2 separate regions of the Homo sapiens genome follow, and region 1 is linked to region 2. A link is an interaction called in ENCODE POLR2A ChIA-PET data of the cell type or tissue named here. Cell type or tissue: A673. All regions are shown on one strand. Links, peaks and the distances in the headings refer to the core of each region. The heading gives the core; the rest is flanking DNA. Region 1 overlaps CSNK1G1 (casein kinase 1 gamma 1). Region 2 holds the start of LOC124900364 (small nucleolar RNA SNORA48).

Evidence for each region. ChIA-PET counts read pairs that join two places held together with the same protein. Peaks named below come from ENCODE experiments on the same cell type or tissue, not always from the same donor. Only the 100,000 strongest peaks of a DNase experiment are listed, where the experiment ranks them.
Region 1: POLR2A ChIA-PET joins it to region 2 with 22 read pairs; 11 of 35 experiments call an interaction of 5 or more read pairs at or near these places.

Annotation. Positions count from the first base shown.
Region 1 is chr15:64,241,971-64,252,356 of GRCh38, reverse strand. CSNK1G1 (casein kinase 1 gamma 1) reads left to right here. Exons shown (of 12, transcript NM_022048.5): 4 at 776-845. Among named protein-coding and RNA genes, the nearest start is that of PPIB, 84 kb to the right of the region's middle. RefSeq lists enhancers at 4,013-4,307, 5,197-5,256, 5,377-5,877, 5,878-6,378. In A673, for the core only: no CTCF peak of the experiment used is centred there; DNase peaks (open chromatin) are centred at 4,196 and 5,436; H3K27ac peaks cover 2,076 bases.
Region 2 is chr15:64,338,422-64,348,807 of GRCh38, reverse strand. All of the region lies in intron 1 of CSNK1G1 (casein kinase 1 gamma 1), which reads left to right. LOC124900364 (small nucleolar RNA SNORA48) reads right to left here and starts at 6,242; the gene lies at 6,110-6,242. In A673, for the core only: no CTCF peak of the experiment used is centred there; a DNase peak (open chromatin) is centred at 3,967; H3K27ac peaks cover 443 bases.

The DNA of each region.
Region 1 (10,386 bases), core at 1,074-9,073, 97 kb after region 2:
CACTTGTGGTCCCAGCCACTCGGGAGGCTAAGATAGGAGGATGACTTGAGCCTGGGAGGTTTTGACTGCAGTGTGCAAGACCCTGTCTTAAAAAAAAAAAGAAATTATACACGTTTATTTACCGCCATGGGAATATGTTATTACATTGTTGAATTCAATAGCACATTAATGAACAGCAAATATATTATAATCTCATTTATATAAAATTAAGTTCATTAGTCTATATTATATATATTAATACATATATAGATAAATAAATACTTTGAAAGACATTCACTAAAATGTTAATAGTGCCTCTCTTTAAAGTGACAGGATCACAGATGATTTTTACTTTCTTCCTAATTTTTGTATATTTGAATTTTCTTCTGAGCATGCATTATTTTTCTAAAAATAATAAAACCATGAACCACCCAAAATTCTGAACAAAACAAGCAGGAAATACATTCTGGTATTTTTTTATTTAAAGGTTTGGCATCAAGTTTCCTGGCAGAATACATTCCAGGAGAATATTTCATTGCAAGAAAGATATCCTTGAATGATAGCTCATGCAAAGTCTATTTTTATTTAACTATCCATGGAAGGACTTGTATGTAATTCACCTTCATCTTCTCTTAGCTATACTGTCCAAGACCAATTGTGGTTAGAAAAGGCTCTTATATATGGATATTATCTCTAAAACATTGGGTGATCTTAGCCCTCGTTTACTCCAAAAATTTAAGAATGGAAAAATCCCATTTGTTTAAATCTGATCACAGTTTTTCTTTTTGGATTTCAGGAACCAATAAAATCACGTGCTCCACAGCTTCATTTAGAGTACAGATTTTATAAACAGCTTGGCAGTGCAGGTAAGTCAAGTCTTTTCTCTCCACTTACTTAGTATGTATCTTAGCTGGAAGCCCTAAAATATACAAATTTTTTTGTCTGGTTTGCCCTTTTTACCAAACCATCTATCTCCCCTGCTTGCCGGATAGGTAAATAAACATAGTCAACCACAAAGCTACTTGCGCTCTGGTTCCTGGAGTTGAGTTGACAGGGGAACTGTGTTGCTATGACTATGCCCACAGACCAACCTGCAGATGCCTTCCACTTGTCAAATACTCATAGTGTGAAGGATTTGCTTTTCAGCAGTTCATTCTCTTTTCTTTACTTATACCAAAAGAAAGGAGGAAATGTTGGTAATTTGCAAAATATACTTTACCATACTGAGATGGTTTATCTGTTTTGAAGACATACTAAAATATACATTCTGAAATATTACAGAACCGTCATTTTATCCATTGTCCTCATTAATTTGCAAGAGCTATCCATATGATTGTAATAACCTATGACCTTCGGCAATTTTTAAAAATTAAGTTAATCACTGTAAAAAATGTTTGTTTTTACCAAAAAGCTCTAATTTCTCAAATATCTTACTGGCTTCCAGAAAAATGTTTTGCTAATGTTTACCTGTAGGGACAAGTCTCTCAGAAGATGAAATCTTTCAGAGCTATTTTCACTATTTGACATTAGTAGAATTTCCTCTGCTTTATGCCCCCTTCACTGTGACAGGTTTTATATGAATGACTAAAGCTTGGTTTCTATTTTTTTTTTCTTTCTTTCTTTCTTGTTTTGGAGACAGGGTCTCACTCCCATCACCCAGACTGGAGTGCAGTGGCACGATCACGGCTCACTGCAGCCTGGGCCTTCTAGGCTCAAGCAGTTCTCCTGCCTCAGCCTCCTGAGTAGCTGGTACTGTAGGCATGCACCACCACACCAGGCTAATTTTCTGTATTTTTAGTAGAGATGGGGTTTTGCCATGTTGCCCAGGCTGGTCTTGAACTCCTGGGCTCAAGTGATCCTCCTGCCTTCAGCCTCCCAAAATGCTGGGATTACAGGCATGAGCCATCATACTGTTTGTTCTATTTCAAGTAACCCTATGAAGGTACTACTGAAGGAATTTGAGTTCTGCATCCTAAAATATTTAGAATTATATGAGTCATTGTGTGTTATTCAAGTTTTATTATACCCTGACTATAGCAATAATCAGCTATAGTTATAACCCAGGGAGCCCACAATGGACTTGTCTTTCATTGAACTTAATATGAATTCTTGCTCACAGTAGCCTCTCAGTATATATTTGTTAATTGATTGGAGTGTTTTTGGCATAAGATTTAAGACTGGCAACTGAGTTCACAGGGTGTATACATAACTTGAGGCTTATCTTCCCACATGCCCCAGGACTACATTTTAATTGTTGTTCCTCTTACATTCCTGGTTTTATAATGTTGTTAAGTTATTCTAGGTTTCATAAGTTTTAGGGAAAAGACTGTCACAGCCCATTTATGATAAGCATGTTTGTATATGTCTCATAAATCCAAGGGTCAGGTAACAACATGCTTAATCCAGTCCAGCTTAGAAGTTTAAGTGGGGAAGTGGACAGGCCAGTTTTCAGGATTTCCTCTGTAAGCCCTTTCAAATAGATCCACCAAATCAGACCAATCTTCCCTTTTCAATATAGAGCCAAAAAAAATCTAATGTATTTGTTAGGTAGGAATAACATCTGTGCTGCTGGGTTGGTACTCTTCCCAAATACAGAAAATTGCAAGCTCTTGAAGTTTCAGCATTCTCTGTGCACTGAAAGCGAGGAGTAAACAGGGAGGGCATTAGAGGAAAGGTGACTATACAAATTGCTTTTCACTTAAGCAGCAAGGAAAAACTGGAATCTCTGAGACTGGTATATCCATCATTGTCATGAGTGGGAATAGGAGGGCTCTGTTGTACTGGTTAGGCCAACTGTTGACTCATAGTCAGGTAGGCTGGCCATCGTTGGTCTGTCTCCCAGTACCTTTTCTAACAAACATGTAAAGGTCACAAAGCCTTCTAGGTCCTATATGCAGTTCAGTGGTGACTACTGGCCTCTTTTCTGCTTCTTGAGATCACCCACTACTTCTAAAATAGCTGCGGTGGGCATCATCTTAATACCCTTGCCTGCAACTAACAAGGTAGCTGCAGACTTTTCCAAGATAGGAAGTGCTTTAGTTTTCTGTTTCAAATCCCCTTGCTACCCCTACCCGCTAGTGTAAGAATTACTTTTAGGATTTTCTTACAGTCATCTAAATCGGCTTGACTACTTAGTTCTAATCATAGAGTTCACCACTCTTCAGGCTAATTTAATGTGGGAAAGTCCAGTGTATTTGAAGTTCTTCATATTAGGCCCAAGTTTGCCATTTATTTATATATTTATTATTTTTAAAATTTAGATGGAGTCTTGCTATGTCACCAGGCTGGAGTGCAGTGGCACTATCTCGGCTCACTGCAACTTCCGCTTCCCGGGTTCACGCCATTCTCCTCCTCAGCCTCCCGAGTAGCTGGGCCTACAGGCGCCCGCCACCATGCCCAGCTAGTTTTTTTTTGTAATTTTAATAGAGACGGGGTTTCACCATGTTAGCCAGGATGGTCTCGATCTCCTGACCTCGTGATCCGCCTGCCTCGGCCTCCCAAAGTGCTGGGATTACAGGCGTGAGCCACCACGCCTGGCCAATTTTTTGTATTTTTTTAGTAGAGACGGGGTTTCACCATGTTGGCCAGGATGGTCTTGATCTCCTGACCTCGTGATCTGCCTGCCTCGCCCTCTCTAAGTGCTGGGATTACAGATGTGAGCCGCCGTGCCTGGCCATATTTTTTATTTTATTTTTTCCAGAGTCCAGATGAGGAAGAACATTGGGATATTTTTAAAATCCTGATTATATTATCCTATTGATGATTAGGCATTGACTATTTTTTTATTGTAATTGCATATTGGTCCCACTCTCCCCACTCCCTGCCATAAGATTATAAGCTCCTTGAAAACAAGCCTTGTGTCTTCTTTACCCTTGTATCTCAAGCGTATCTTAAGGCCTGGTGTGATGTCATTCTGTCACATAGCAGTCAGCAAGTAGTTCAGTGGCAGAAAGAAGTTAGAAAGATTTAATAAGCTTGCCTTTTTAGATTTTTACCAATGTTATTAATAAAAATATTCCTTGTGATGGTTAAAAAAAGGAAATTTATTTTGAAAGAAGATCAATTGACAAGAAAATAGACAAGATTTCACCATGTGTCCTTGTAAATGTGAGCATGAACACCAGAGCTTGTTTTTAACTTAGAGGCACAGCATTCCTCCCCCTATTTTTTCAGAGTAAGTTCTCAGCTGCAAGTATGACTCATTGGTAGTTAATGTTTGAGCAGCCAGTGCGCATATGCCACTCTTTTGATTACCAAGGTGATGTTGCAGCATTGTAAATAAACAACCTTTTGTGCCAAAGCCACACAAAGACCACAGTAACATAATTAGTGTTTTTACTCACTAGTGTTTTGTCTGTCATTGTTCATTACTGTCCAGTGAATTATAAAATATTTGGATTTCCTGACAATGAATACTTAAACAAAAAGCCCATTGTGACTTAGGTTTGTTCAGTGAATTAATCATTGCTTATAAATGTATGAAATTATTTGGGAAAAATGATTGATTATGAATTTAAAGAATACCTATTGCTGTGATATCCAGAGCTTGAGACATTAAATTCCTAAAATAGGAACTTTTTGTTGTCCTGGGACTATGACCATTTTCTTCAGTACCCAACTCTTAATCATTACCTTGGCCTTTTGGACCCCAGTTTCACATTGATGACCTGATCTAGAAATTCATACCAATTCTCTAATTATGTAGAGATAGAACAAAAATGACAGCACTGGGTAATTGTGAATGTGGTTCTGGTTGGAGGTCTTCCACATTGTCTCTGCTTTTCCTTGTGTGATCTCTAACTCTTTCTCTTCCATTCCACTTTGTTTTCTAGTGAGTGGTCACACTTTTCAAGCTTTGTTTCTTGATTACAGTTTTACCACCAAGATTTTCAAGACTTAATGCTTAAGAATTGATATCTCCAAGATAATCAGGGAAGAAAGTAAAGGGGACCATGAGAACCTTGAAACTGAGAATAAGCATTTTATTTTCCTGTTAGCTATCATTTTTTCATTTCTTATAGAAACCAAATTGTAAAATCTTATAACTATTTTTCTTATTTTCTTCAATCATCAATGTTATGTTAATTGTATTATGGTCACCATAGGCAAGTTTTAATTTCTTTTCTTTTTATGGGAATGATTTTAGGTTTCAGTATTTCCTTAGGGTCTTTTACTTAGGAAGATACATACATTATCAATTTAAAAATTTTCCAATCCATAAATCTTTTTTCCAGCATAGCTCTCAGTTTTGCTTGTATTCTAGCACACAGGAACAAGATTTGGTGGATGAGAGGTTTGGGGCAGAGATATGAAAGAGTCTGTGGCCGAAACAGATCCGTATTAGGAAGAGTGACAGTATGAGAATGACTCCATAGCTGACCACATGACAACAGCGTGGTATATGTTCGTTAATTGACTAGAAGATGAATAAGCCAGAACCAAGCATGCAGCTGAAGTGGGAGGAAAAAGGGAGGGAGGGGATGAGTCAGCAAGGACCAGAGCAAATGAAAGAGGATTGAGGGTTTAGAGGGTAGGTAAACGGCAGGATAATAGGATTCTTTGCAGTAAATGACAGGAAAATGGAGGTCTCTGACATAACCTGAAATTTCTAAGTCTAGGCTCCCATATCCTGGCTTCCCAGCAGCTATTGTAATCTAGTGACTCTTCTGATTTGGCTCTCTTATAAAGGAGAAGCTAATCCTCAAATTAAAAAATGACAAGATTCCTCCCCCCCCCCCTTTTTTTTTTTTTTAAAGAGACGGACTCTTGCTCTGATTCTGAGGCTAGAGTGTAGTGGTGCAATCGTAGCTTGCTGCAGCCTCAAATTCTTTGGCTCTAGTCATCCTCCCGCCTCAGCCTCCCAAGTAGCTGGGACTACAGGCGCAATGCACCATAGCTGGCTAATATTTTTAGTTTTTTGTAGGGATGGAGTCTCACTATGTTGACCAGGCTGGTCTTGAACTCTTGGCCCCAGGTGATCCTCTCACCTTGGCTGCCCAAAGTGCTGGGATCACAGGCATGAACCACTGTGTCCAGCCTTAACAAGACCCCAGTTGAAACTTCACAAATGCAGTAGTCAAAACAAAATCTCATTGGGCAGAGAAAGCCAGTTAACTTGTTAAATACCTAGTAGGCGGTTCATTTTTAAAATTGATACATAATATACCTATTTATGGGATATATGTGATATTTTGATACATGCATATCTATGTGTAATTATCAAGTCAGGGTGGTTAAGCTACTCATTACCTCAAACATTTACCATTTCTTTGTGTTGGGAACATTTCAAATCTACTCTTCTGGCTATTTTGAAATATACAATAAATTATTGTTAACTATAGTCACTCTGCTGTGCTATCAACACTAGAATTTATTGCTTCTAACTGTATGTTTGTACCCATTAACCAAGCTCTCTTCATCCTCCCCACACCCAACCATTCCCAGCCTCTGGTAACCATCATTCTATATGAGATCAACTTTTTAAGTTTTCACATGAGCGAGAACATGTGATATTTGTCTTTCCCTGCCTACCTTATTTCAGTTATTATAAAGGCCTCCAGTTCCATCTGTGTTGCTGCAAATGACAGAATTTCATTCTTTTTTTGTGTGTGTGTCTTTTTTTTTTTTCCTTTTTGTGGAGAACCGGGGTCTCGCTATACTGCCCAGTCAGGTCTCAAACTCCTGGGCTCAAACTATCCTCCCACCTCGCCTCTCTGAGAGCTGGGCTTACAGGTGTGAATTTCATTCTTTTTTATGGGTGAATAGTATTTCCTTGTGTGTATATGTACCACATTTTTTTGTCCTTTATCTGTTAATGGACACTTAGGTTAATTGCATATCTTTGCTATTATGAATAGAGCTGTAATAAACATGGACGTACACACATGTTTTTGATAAACTGATTTTGATAATGGCTGTGAAGATCATTTGCCCATTTTTAAATCAGATTATTATTTTTACTATTTTTTGCTATTGAGTTGTTTGAATTGCATATATATCCTGGCTATTAATTAATCCCTTATTAGATACATGGTTTGCATATATTATATTTTCTCTTATTCTACTGGTTGTCTCTTCACTCAGTTGTTTCCTTTGCTGTGCAGGAGCTTCTTAGCTTGCTGAAATTCCATTTGTTTATTTTTGCTTCTGTTGCCTGTGTTTTTGAGGTCTTACCTGAAAGATTTTGCCCAGACCAATGTCATGAAGCATTTCCCCAATGTTTTATTCTAGTAGTTTCATAGTTTCAGGTCTTACATCTAAGTCTTTAATCCATTTTGATTTGTTTTTTTTTGTATAGTTAGAGATAGGGGTCTAGTTTCATTTCTCTAAACAGACCATCCTTTCCCTACTGAATGTTCTTGGCACCTTTGTTGAAAATTAGCTGGTTCCAAATATGTGGGTTTATTTCTGGGTTCTCTCCTCTCTTCCCTTGGTCTCTTTGTCTGTTTATGCCAGTAACATGCTGTTTGGTTACTGTAGCTTTGTAGTATATTTTGACATCAGGTAGTGCGTGATTAGTGGGTGATGCCTCCAGCTGTGTTGTTTTTTTTTCCCCGCCTTGATACAGGGTCTTACTCTGTTACCCAGGCTGTAGTGCAGTGATGTGATCACGGCTCACTACAGCCTCAGCCTCCCTCACCACGCCCTGCTAATTTTTTGTAGAGGTGGGGTTTTGCCATGTTACACAGGCAGGCATCAAACTCCTGGACTCCAGTGATCCACCTGCCTCAGCCTCCCAAAGTGCTGGGATTACAGGTGTGAGCCATTATGCCTGGCCTTGCTTTGTTCTTTTTGCTCAGGATTGCTTTGGCTATTCAGAGTCTTCTGTGATTTCATAAGAATTTTAGGATTGTTTTTTCTATTTCTGTGAAGAATGTCTTAGGTATTTTGATATGGATTGTGTTGAAGCTATAGATTGCTTTTGGTATTATTAATATTTTTACAATATTCTTCCAATCTATGAACAAGGGATGTCTCCCCCCGGCCCACACTCTTTTTTTTTTTTTTTTTTAATTTTTCAGTTTCCTTCACCAGTGTTTTACAGTTTCCCTTGTAGAGCTCTTTCATATCCTTGGTTGAATTTATTCCTAGGTATTTTTTTTGTAGCTATTGTAAATGGAATTACTTTCTTGATTTTTTTCCACTAGTTTGTTATTGGGATGTAGAGATGCTACTAATTTATTTATTTCTTATTTTATTTTTATTTTTTGAGACAGAGTCTCGCTCTGTCGCCCAGGCTGGAGTGCAGTGGCGTGATCTCGGCTCACTGCAACCTCTGCCTCCCAGATTCAAGCAATTCTCCTGCCTCAGCCTCCCAAGTAGCTGGGATTACAGGTGCCCACCACCACACCCAGCTAGTTTTTGTATTTTTAGTAGAGACGGGGTTTCACCATGTTGGCCAGGCTGTTCTCGAAGTCCTGACCTCAGGTGATCCACCTGCCTAGGCCTCCCAAAGTGCTGGGATTGCAGGTGTGAGCCACCATGCCCGGCCTGTTTATTTATTTTTTTGAAACAGGTTCTCACTCAGTCACCCAGGCTGGAGTGCAGTGGTGTGATCTCGGCTCACTGCAACCTCCACTTCTCAGGCTCAAGTGATCCTCCTGCCTCAGCCTCCTGAGTAGATGGGACTACAGGCACATGGCTAGTAATTTTTGCATGTTGCTTTTGTATCTTGCAACTTGACTACATTTTTAAATTCATTTTGAGAATTTTTTTGGTGGCAGTTTTAGGATTTTCCACATATACAATCATGTCACTTGCATATAGGGACAATTCGACTTCCTCCTTTTCAATTTGGATGCCCTTTATGTCTTTTTCTTGCCTGTTTGCTCTGGATAGTACTTCTAGTACTATGTTGAATTAGAGTGGTGAGAGACGGCATCCTGTCTTGTTCCAATTTTTTGAGGAGAAATTCAGCTTTTCCCTGTTTAAAATGATGTTAGCTGTATTTGTCCTATATGACCTTTGTTACATTGAGGTATGTTCCTTCTGTACCTAGTTTGTTGAGGGTTTTTTTTGTTTTGTTTTGTTTTGTTTTTCTTTGAGATGGAGTCTCGCTCTGTCTCCCAAGCTAGAGTGCAGTGGCGCAATCTTGGCTCACTGCAACCTCTGCCTCCCTGGTTCAAGCGATTCTCCTGCCTCAGCCTTCCGAGTAGCTGGGATTACAGGTTCACGCCACCACACCTAGCTAATTTTTGTATTTTTAGTAGAGACAGGGTATCACCATGTTGGCCAGGATAGTCTCGATCTCTTGACCTCATGATCCGCCCTCCTCAAAGCCTCCCAAAGTGCTTGGATTACAGGCGAGAGCCACCGCGCCCAGCCGAGGATTTTTTTTTAATCATGAAGGGATGTTGAATTTTATCAAATGCCTTTTCTGTGTCTATTGAGATGATCATACGGTTTTGTCCATTCTATTCATGAGATATATCTCATATATTAATTTATGTATGTTGAATCATTCTTGCATCCCTGGAATAAATCCCACTTGATCATGGTGAATTATCTTTTTTATACATTGTTGGATTTGGTTTGCTAGTATTTTGTTAAGAATTTTTGCATCTATGTTCATGAGGAATATTGCTATGTAGTTTTCTTTTGTTGTTGTGTCCTGGTCTGGTTTTGGCATCAGGGTAATCCTGGACTCAGAATGAGTTTGGAAGAATTTTCTCCTCTTCACTTTTCTAATGTTTTAGAAGAATTTATATTAGTTATTGATATAAATCTGGTTGAATTCAGTAGTGAAGCCGTATTAGGCCATTCTTGCATTGCTATGAGGAAATACCTGAGACTGTATAAATTATAAAGAAAAGAGGTTTAATTGGCTCATGGTTCTGCAGGCTGCACAGGAAGTGTGGCACCAGGCATCTGCTTGGCTTCTGATGAGGCTTCAGAAAGCTTACAGTCATAGCAGAAGGCAAAGTGGGGACTGGTACATCACAATACAAAAGTAGGAAGAAGAGTGACTGGGAGTCGGGGGAAAGTGGGGGAAAAAATGACCAGATCTAATGAGAAGTCACTTACCATGAAGACAGCACCGCCATGATTCAAACACCTCCCACCAAGCCCCACCTCCAGCATTGGAGATTACAATTCCACATGAAATTTGAGCAGGGACAAATATTTGAACTATATCAGAAGCCATCAGGTTCTGGCCTTTCCTTTGATGGAATAAGTTACTGCTTCAGTCTTATCACTCATAATTAGTTCAGGTTGTGTTTTTCATGGTTCAGTTTTGGTTGGTGGTATATGTCCAGGAATTTATCCATTTCCATTAGGTTTTTCAGTTTGTTAGCATATAGTTGTTCATAGTAGTCTCTAATGATTCTTTGTATTTCTGTGGTATCAGTTGTAATGTCTCCTTTTTCGTTTCTGATTTTATTTATTTGAGTCTTCTCATTTTTTTCT
Region 2 (10,386 bases), core at 937-8,936:
TGAATGATGTGAAATTTTTTTCTTTTCTTCCTTTTTTTGGTGTTTGAGTATCCATGATAATCACCAGATCTCATTTTAGCTTTAGGATAAATTGCTAACCACAGCTGTGATCAAGCCGCTTCCCAGCTGGAATTCTTTTCCATTTCCTAGAGGTCACTCTCTGATGTGGGTGCTGGTGAGCAGAGAGAAATGACTAATGCCAGGAAAAGGCAAGAGGATTAAAATCTCTTAATTTTGTTTGCACTTTGCTAAAATTTCTGTAGTCTACAGTGGCAATATTTACTCTTTGAGATTGTGTATGCCCTATTGTGTTTTTTTCATTAATTTTTTTTTGAATACTTTTAGATTTCTGGAATAAGAGAGCAGATAGTACATAGAGTTCAGTGTGCTTCTCTCCTCCATCCCCCAGTTTCCCCTATTATTAACATCTTGCATTAGTGTGGTACATGTGTTACAATTAATGAAATAATATTGATACATTATTGTTAACTATAGCATCTGGTTTACACTAAGGTTCACTCTGCATTGTACATTCTGTGGGTTTTGACAAATGCATAATGACACGTATCCACCATTACAGTTTCCTACACATAGTTTCACCATCCTAAAAATCCTGTGTGCTTCACATCCCTCCTCTCCTGCCTGAATTACTGGCAGACACTGACCATTTTACTGTCTCTATAGTATTGCCTTTTCCAAAATGTCATATAGTTAGAATCATATAACATAGAGCTTTTTAAGATTGTTTTTTTTTTCACTTAGCAATATGCGTTGAATGTTCTTCGTGTCTTTTTTTTTTTTTTGACACAGAGTTGTGCTCTGTCGCCAGGCTGGAGTGCAGTGGCGGGATATCAGCTCACTGAAACCTCCGCCTCCTGGGTTCAAGCGATTCCCCTGCCTCAGCCTCCCGAATAGCTGGGATTACAGGCACATGCCACCACTCCTGGCTAATTTTTTGTATTTTAGTAGAGACCGGGTTTCACCATGTTGGCCAAGATGGTCTCGATCTCCTGACCTCGTGATCTGCTCGCCTCAGCCTCCCAAAGTGCTGGGATTACAGGTAGGAGCCACTGTGCCTGGCCTCTTCATGTTTTTTTGTGGCTTCATAGCTCATTTCTTTTTATTGCAGGACAATTTTTCTTTTCTCTTTTCTTTTCTGTACATTTTCCTTCCTTCCTTCCTTCCTTCCTTCTTTCCTTGTTTCTTTCTTTTTTTTTTTTTTTAAGACGGAGTGTTGCTATGTTGACCAGGCTGGCCTTGAATTCCTGGGCTCAAGCGATCCTCCTGCTTCAGCCTCCCGAGTAGCTTGGACTACAGGTGCAAGCCAGCATACCCAGTTGGTATTGCTGAATAATTTTCTGTTGTATAGATGTGCCACAATTTGTTGATCCCTTCACCATTTGAAGGACATCTTTGTTGCTTCTAGTTTTTGATAATGATGAATAAAGCTGGTATAAACATACATGTGTAGGTTTTTCTATCATTAAAAGTTTTCAGCTCTTTTGAGTAAATACCCAGGAGTGTGATTGCTGGATCTTATGATAAGACTATTTAATTTGGTAAGAAATTGTCAAACTGTTTCCCAAAGTGGCTATACCATTTTGTATTCCTACGAGTAATGAATAACAAGAGTTCCCGTTGTTTCACGTCCTCACTAGCATTTCGTATTGTCTCTTTTTTTGTATTTTACTCGTTATCTAATAGATATGTAGTAGTATCTTGTTTTAATTTGCAGTTCTCTATGATGTTGGGCATCTTTTTGTATGTTTGACATTTCTATACCTTTTTGGATGAGGTATCTGTTCAGGTCTTTTGCCCATTTTAAAATAAGGTTGTTTGCTTCTTGTTGAGTTTTAAGTGGTCATTGTGTATTTTGGATACAAATCCTTAATCAGATATATTTTTTGCAAATATTTTTTCCAGTCTATGGCTTGTCTTTTTATTCTCTTAATAGTGCCTTTCATAGTGCAGAAGTTTTTAATAAGGTCCAAGTTAACCTCTTCTCTTTCATTGATAATGCTTTTAGTGTTATATCTGAAAACTCATTTCCAGCCAGGTGTGGTGGCTCACACCTGTAATCTCAGCACTTTGGGGGGCCAAGGCAGGCAGATCACCTGAGGTCAGGGGTTCGAGACCAGCATGGCCAATGTGGTGAAACCTCATTTCTACTAAAAATACAAAAATTAGCCGGGTGTGGTGGTGTGCGTCTGTAATCCCAGCTACTCAGGAGGCTGAGGCAGGAGAATCACTTGAACCTGGGAGGCGGAATTTGCAGTGAGCTGAGATCGCACCATTGTACTCCTGTCTGGGCAACAAGAGCAAACCTATGTCTCAAAATAAATAAATAAATAAATAAATAAATAAATAAATAAATAAATAAATAAAAACTCGTTTCCAAACCCAAGGTCACTTACATTTTCTCCTATTTATCTTCAAGAATTTTTTATCGTTTTGTAGTTTACATTTAGTTATAAGGTTTATTTTAAGTTAGTTTTTTTTTTTGGAAAGGTGTAAGGAATATGTGTATATGCATGCACATGGGTGACCAATTGTTTTTTTTTTAATTTATTTTTTAATTAAAAAAAATAAACAGAGATGAGGTCTCACTATATTGCCCAGTCTGGTCTTGAATTCCTGATCTGCCCACCTTTGCCTCCAAAAGTGCTGGGATTGTAAGTGTGAGCCACTGCATCCAGTCGTGACCAATTGGTTTATGCAAATTTTTTCTGCCGGGTGCAGTGGCTCACACTCAGCACTTTGGTAGGCTGAGGTGGGCAGATCACGAGGTCAGAAGATCAAGACCATCCTGGCCAACAAGGTGAAACCCCGTTTCTACTAAAAATACAAAAATTAGCTGGGTGTGGTGGCGCATGCCTGTAGTCCTAGCTACTTGGGAGGCTGAGACAGGAGAATCGCTTAACCAGGGAGTAGGAGGTTGCAGTGAGCCGAGATTGTGCCACTGCACTCCAGCCTAGCGACAGAGTGAGACTCCATCTCAAAAAAAAATAAGTTTTTTTTTCTATTCTACAAGCGTTAATAAGGATGTTCTTAAAGAAACTAAAACAAATGAAATAATCTGTGGGAGTTATTTTTAAATGAGAGTTTCCTAACGTTCTCGAATGTAATTAGAAGCATTGTTCAGAGTGTGGTTTTCCCTTTCAAGAAGATTGATTTTAGGTTATTAGGTCTTAATTGACAACTGCTTAATTATTTCATACATGTATTAGAGTCTTAGGAAGTATGAGCTAAATGTGGCACAGTCATGTGATGTTTCAGGTTGTAAAGGGGCTTGATAGGAAATTTAAATGCAGAATTTTTCAACTGTCACTAAGGACAAGAGCCTTTGTCACTTGGGTTTTATTGTTGCGAAGGGTTTCAACTATACAGATTTTGATCACCCTCTCTAGTGTTTGCTGCTGCTTATTACACTTGTTGAAGACTATCTAGAAGCTTGAGCTGGCAAAAACTGAATAGGAAGCGCTTCCATGGGTACTGCTGTACTTTCCTGAATATTTTCAATTCTGTCTCAGGCTGAGAATCTTGATTCTAAAAGTAATAGAATGCTGTCCTGAGACATTTTATTCTCATGTAGCCTGAGTACTAATTGTTAGCTAGAATCCTCTTTCACTTGGCTTTATAACTGTCCTGTCCTGTACTTCTAGAACAGCTTCTATTTTCTAAAACATTTTAACCTTAATTGGTATAATGACATCTAAATATTCTGGTCATCTAGGGTATGATGCAAGAATTGTTTAATAACTCTGTTTGGTGAGTTTTGTTTGTTTTTTCACCTAGTTAAATAAGTCAACTAGGAACTGTCTGTGTGAAAGCACTTAGATTCTCCAGAGATACATTATCTCCAAATCAATCAATATGAAGGCTCACTTTGTCTTTAATGGGATCCATCTGGTTAATGCTGTGTTTCTTGAGTTTCATAGATTATGAAATCATAAAGCTAAAAGAAAATATGGAGATGGTCTAGTTAGACCCTTTCATTTTACAGCTGAGACTACTTAAGTGCAGAGAGGCTAAGTGACTTGCTCAAGATTGTACAGCTAATTAATGAGTCACACTGGAATTCAGTGTAGTCTTATTTCTGATATAACTGTGCTAATTTTTTCATTGCAGTTAGTGAAGAAATTATGGATTTATAAGAAGTAAATTTTCCAGGAGGTTTAAGTGGACTTAAATTAAGTATTTCTTATAATTGAAATGTGTATATTTCTTTCAGGTACCAGGTGTCACTGGATTTCTATGAGCAAATTTGTTATGTTTCACGTTCCAGATAGAAATCAGCCAATTTAAAAATAGTGGTGAAGTTATTATAGCCTATATTTAATGAGCACACATTTGGCTGCATTAAAATGAATCTTAATGTATTTTTTGCACAGCGGAGATAATCTGTTAATATTTAATGCCATAAAGCAACAATGGAATTCTGCTTTCATGTGGTGTATTTATAAAACTAGAGTAGAGTGTTATGTAAAAACTAAAAGTACAGATTAATTTAATATGCATCTGGTGAATTCAGGGCTTGAAGGATGCACATCTGTTGAGAAAACAAATCATAGAACTATTCAGAGTTTCAGCATCTTTAAATATGTGCGCTTTGATTCTGTTTTAACTGTTTTGAAACAGTCTTTAATGGATTTAGAAAAGGCCATTTGCTCTAAGGAAGCAACTGTGAAGCCACTTACAATGCTATTATTCATTTTATTATTTTTTAAAGCATTTTTATACATTACTATTTTTCTTTCCAATTTATTTATTGGGGAAGGAAGGGGCTAAATGACTCACCATAACAAAATGAGTTTGTTGCAGAACCATGTTTAAAAAGAAAGGAATGTAATTTGCTGAATTCAATAGATTAGAAATATTTTAAGGCTTTGTCAAAATAATACGCCAAAAAATATTTTAAGGCTCTGAATTCTAATTTGAACTCACAATCAGTGAAGAAATAATCAGTTTCTACTGTGTATTCATCACCATACTAGAGCTGTGGTAATATAGAAATTGAAGATATAGTCTATATCTTCAGCTTCTATATTACCGCAGCTCTAGTATGGTGATATAGATTATATCTTCAATTTCGAGTTGAAAGAAACAAGACTTAAAATGAAAGGTAGAGAATAACACAGATATGTAATGAAGCAAAAACTTGATCTAATCTGTCAACATTACAGTAATTTAGAGGGGAGAAAATCCAGTGAGTATTCACAATTCTGACAGGAAGGAGATTAAAGTTAAAGTAGTGGATCTCAACTCTGACTGCTCCTTAGAATCACTTGGGAAAACTTAATCAAAAATCAGATGAATCAGAATCTTGGGTGAGGTGCATCTGCAGTTTTTAAAAGCTTTCCCAGATGTTTGTAATGTGCAGGCAGTGTTAAGAATCACAGGCTTAAAGGCTGGGTTTGATTTGGAAAAGCAAGAAAGTGTACTAGGCCAGCACAGGGTGGGAGAATTGGCCACAGTCTGTGAAAAGATTAATCCAGTCAAAGCAGTGTGTGCTAGGTGGGGAGGAAGGAGAAATAAGCCTACAGAGGCAGAATGGGGTCTATTTTAGAAGAGGTGTGTGTGTGTGTGTGTGTGTGTGTGTTGGAGTTTTGCTCTTGTTGCCCTGGCTGGAGTGCAATGGCACGATCTCAGCTCGCTGCAACCTCTGCCTCCTGGGTTCAAGCGATTCTCCTGCCTTGGCCTCCCGAATAGCTGGGATTACAGGCATGCGCCACCACACCCCGCTAATTTTGTATTTTTAATAGAGGTAGGGTTTCTCCATGTTGGTCAGGCTGGTCAAGATAGAATAGTACTTTTCAAAATGTGGTTTCTTGACCAGCAGCAGCAGCAGCAGCGTCTCCTGGAAATTTATTATAAATGCAGATTTTAAGGCCCTGGTCCCATACCTACTGAATTGGAAACTCTAGACTGGGGTCCAGCAATCTGTATTTTAACAAGCATGCCAGATGATTCTGATGTACACTCAAAGTTTGGGAACTGCTGTTAAGAGAGGATAATGAAAGTTAGGCAGAGGAAATTAGATTTGATGTGCTCATAAGCAGGGATCCATAGAAGATTTTTAATTTTTATTTTTTAATCATTTACTTATTTTCCATGTATCCAAGGCACGAACCAGCCATGGGCACAGACCAAGAGCCAAGATGGGATAAACAAGGGTTGCTTTATCCCTGGATGACATGAGATGGACATCACCACATTAAAGGTTCTTAAGCTAGAGAGTAACAGGAAGTATCTGTATGTATTCAAGGTAAATCTGATGGTGATCTGCACAATACTTTGGATTACTAAAAGATATGAATGAAGTGGGCTGGTTGAGGAAATGCAGACATAATCTAGTGGATGTAATCTAGCAGCAGTAAAGGCTTGTTCTAGGGAAGTATTAGTGAGAAAACATAATACTAATAATAGTGATGGCAATTTATTGAGAGTTTACATAACAAGTGGCATGTTAAATGCATTTTATTCTCACAGCAAGCCACTGAAGTGTGGCTATTCCAGTTTTACAGATCAGCAAATGAGGCAGAGAAAGGAAGGTTACTTCTGAAGTTCACACTGCTGGTATGTGGTGGAGCCAGGATGTCAAGCTCAAGAATCTCTGCCTCTAAAGCCTCTTGAAGAAACAGCTAATAATATCTGGAGAGCCACGAGAAAAAGGAAAATACTTGAGTCTGAAAAGTTTTAATCCTACTTGACAGAGTGCAAGGGGACGTCACTGTCGGAAGGGAAATAGTGCATACAGTGGGTAACAAGGGAAGTCATTTAGCCAGTTGGGAACAAACCATCTTGTAAAAGTGACCATGAGGAATAACCGATGGAAATTTTTGTATAGTGCTTTTTCAGTATAAAGTTCGAAGTAACTTTCAATAGTTGAGTTTATAGGTTTTGTTTGTTCTTGCTCATGCTGACTAAATTAGAAGAGTCACCTCATCCCGCTTTTAAAAAGGGTCTTTTAGATTTTAGAGTAGATAGTCTGTGAGTAAGTCATGCCCAAGAAGCTTACTGTAATACCACTTTTCCCTCTCTAAGCATCTTAGTCTTAAGACAGTTTAAGCTGAGTGTGGTGGCTTATGGAGGATCACTTGAGGCCAGGAGTTCAAGATCAGCTTGGGCAACATAGCAAGACTCTGTCTCTATAAAAAATAAAAAAAAATTAGCTGGGTGTCATGGCACGAGCTGGTAGTCTCAGCTACTCAAGAGATTGAGGCAAGAGGATTGCTTGAGCCCAGGAGTTTGAGGCTGCAGTGAGATCTGATCATGCCACTACACTCCAGCCTGAGTGACAGGGCAAGATGTCTTTGAAACCAACCAACCAACCAACAGAAGAAATAAATGACAGTTTAATAAATATTTCAGGCCGGGCACTGTGGCTCACGCCTGTATTCCCAGCACTTTGGGAGGCCAAGGCGGGTGGATCATGAGGTCAGGAGATTGAGACCATCCTGGCCAATGTAGTGAAACCCCGGCTCTACTAAAAAGATAAAAATTGGCCGGGCGCGGTGGCTCACGCCTGTAATCCCAGCACTTTGGGAGGCCGAGGCGGGTGGATCATGAGGTCAAGAGATTGAGACCATCCTGGCTAACAAGGTGAAACCCCGTCTCTACTAAAAATACAAAAAATTACCCGGGCGCGGTGGCGGGCGCCTGTAGTCCCAGCTACTCGGGAGGCTGAGGCAGGAGAATGGCGTGAACCCGGGAAGCGGAGCTTGCAGTGAGCCGAGATTGCGCCACTGCAGTCCGCAGTCCGGCCTGGGCGACAGAGCGAGACTCCGTCTCAAAAAAAAAAAAAAAAAAAAAAAAAAAGATAAAAATTAGCTGGACGTGGTGGTGTTTTTGAGACAGTGCCTCACTCTATTGCCCAGGTTGGAGTGCCGTGGTGTGATCATGGCTCACTGCAGTACCAACTACCCAGGCTTTAAGTGATCCTCCCACCTCAGCCTCCTAAGTAGCTGAGACCACAGGCACACACCACCATGCCTGGCTAATTTTTAAAAAACTATCTGTAGAGACAGGATTTTGCCATATTGCCCAGTCTGGTCTTGAGCTCCTGGGCTCAAGTGATCCTCTGGCCTCGGCCCCCCAAAGTGCTGGGATTACAGGCATGAGCCAACATACATGACCTTAAAGTGGTTTCACAGAAGTTCTACCTAGCAACTTCATTAGCCCTTTGCTGCAAGGTAATTAGGCTGCCCAGAATAAAACTGGACTTTACTGAGGGAGTGGTGATTCTGGGAAAGCCACCTGCAGTCTCTACCACATCATATAACAATAAAAGGTTTAGTTTACCAGGAAGATACTAGAATTCTGTTACTTATACCAGATAATACAGGTTCAACATACATAAACCTACATAACAACTACAAGGAGAAATTTATAAATTCACCATTATATTAGAATAGATGTTTTTGACATTAAAACAATACTTCCTGCCAGCAGAGATGTGCTAAAGAAAAAAAAATCATTAAAACAACACAACAAGACAGAGCTATTGGGTGAATATAGAACATTGTACTCAAGTTTTAAAGAATTAGTTTCATACAGTTACTACTATTTGCAGATATAGTTACTTTGTGGAATCCAAAATTTCTGTAATGCGAGAGGTAACAACCTTCAAAGTAGCCCTGAAAATCTCAACAAATTCAAAGAATATGTATTCTATAGACCAAACCTTCGATGACAGTGCAAACTAAATTAGGACTCAGTTTTTTAAAAAAATGACCTTTAAAAATGTTTGGAAATTTAAAAGAACACATCTAAATAACTCTTGAGGTTACAAAAGAAATAATGATAGAGGTTTACCAATGCATAACACTGAATGTTAATTAAAAAAACAACATCAAAATTGATGGATGCAACTTAGTGGTTCTTGGGCATAGCATATAGTCAAGTTTCATAAATACTCTGTGAGAGTTTGAAAAGACCATTCTCTAGTTGAGGGCAGTGGTATTAATAGAGGAAAAGAGCCTCAGAAATTGAGAACTGTCAGTCACTCCTCTTGATTTAATATTCGTATTTAAGGCCTTGTGCAATTTGTCCTCTGACAGTTGTCAGTGGGCACTACTGCTCCTCCTGTTTCTTTTGCTTTAATCTTAATTACATAATTAAAGTTCTCTTATTAGACACTAGTGGTTCTAAAATGTTAGCATGTATTGGAATTTTCTGGAGGGTTTGTTAAAACACAGATTGCTGGCTGGGCTCATGTCTGTAATCCCAGCACTTTGGGAGGCCGAGGCGGGTGGATCACCTGAGGTCAGGAGTTTGAGACCAGCTGGGCCAACATGGCGAATCCCTGTCTCTACTAAAAATACAGAAATTAGCCGGGCGTGGTGGTGGGTGCCTGTAATCCCAGCTACTTGGGAGGCTGAGGCAGGAGAATCGCTTGAACCTGGGAGGCAGAGGTTGCAGTGAGCGGAGATTGTGCCACTGCACTCCCCCTTGGGCGAGAGAGTGAGACTCTACCTCAAAACAACAACAACAATAACAACAAAAAACAAAAAAACACAGATTGCTGGTCCTCACCCCCTGAATTTCTGATTCAGCTCATCTGGGGTAGGGCCTCCAAATTTCCATTTTCAGCAGATTTGCAGATGATGTTCATGCTGGTGACCTAGGGACAATGCTTTGAGAATCACTGTACTAGAGATTACATTCACTTGACTGTATCCCTTGTAACTGCTAATTCTTTTCCTGTAGCCCCTTTTCTCTCCTCCTTAACTTTTTCCCTTCAGAATCCTGCACTTTAACTCTCCCCTTTTCTTGGAAGTACTTTTTTTTTGAGATGGAGTTTCGCTCTTGTTGCCCAGGCTGTAGTGCAGTGGCGTGATCTTGGCTCACTGCTATCTCCACCTCCTGGGTCCAAGCCATTCTTCTGCCTCAGCCTCTCAAGTAGCTGTGATTACAGGCATGCAGCACCATCCTTGGCTAATTTTGTATTTTTAGTAGAGACGGGGTTTCACCATGTTGGTCAGGCTGGTCTCGAACTCCCAACTTCAGGTGATCCACCAGCTTCCACCTCCCAAAGTGCTGGGATTACAGGTGTAAGCTATCGCGCCCGGCCAGAAGTGTTTTTTTTTTTTTTTTTTTTTTTTTTTTGAGACCGAGTTTCACTCTTGTTGCCCAGGCTGGAGTGCAGTGGCACGATCTCAGCTCACCACAACCTGCACCTCCTAGGTTCAAGCGATTCTCCTGCCTCAGCTTCCTGCGTAGCTGGGATTATAGACATGTACCACCACACCCAGCTAATTTTGTATTTTTAGTAGAGATGGGAGTTTCTCTGTGTTGGTCAGGCTAGTCTCGAACTCCTGACCTCAGGTGATCTGCCTGTCTTGGCCTCCCAATGTGCTGGGATTACAGGTGTGAGCCACCGCGCCG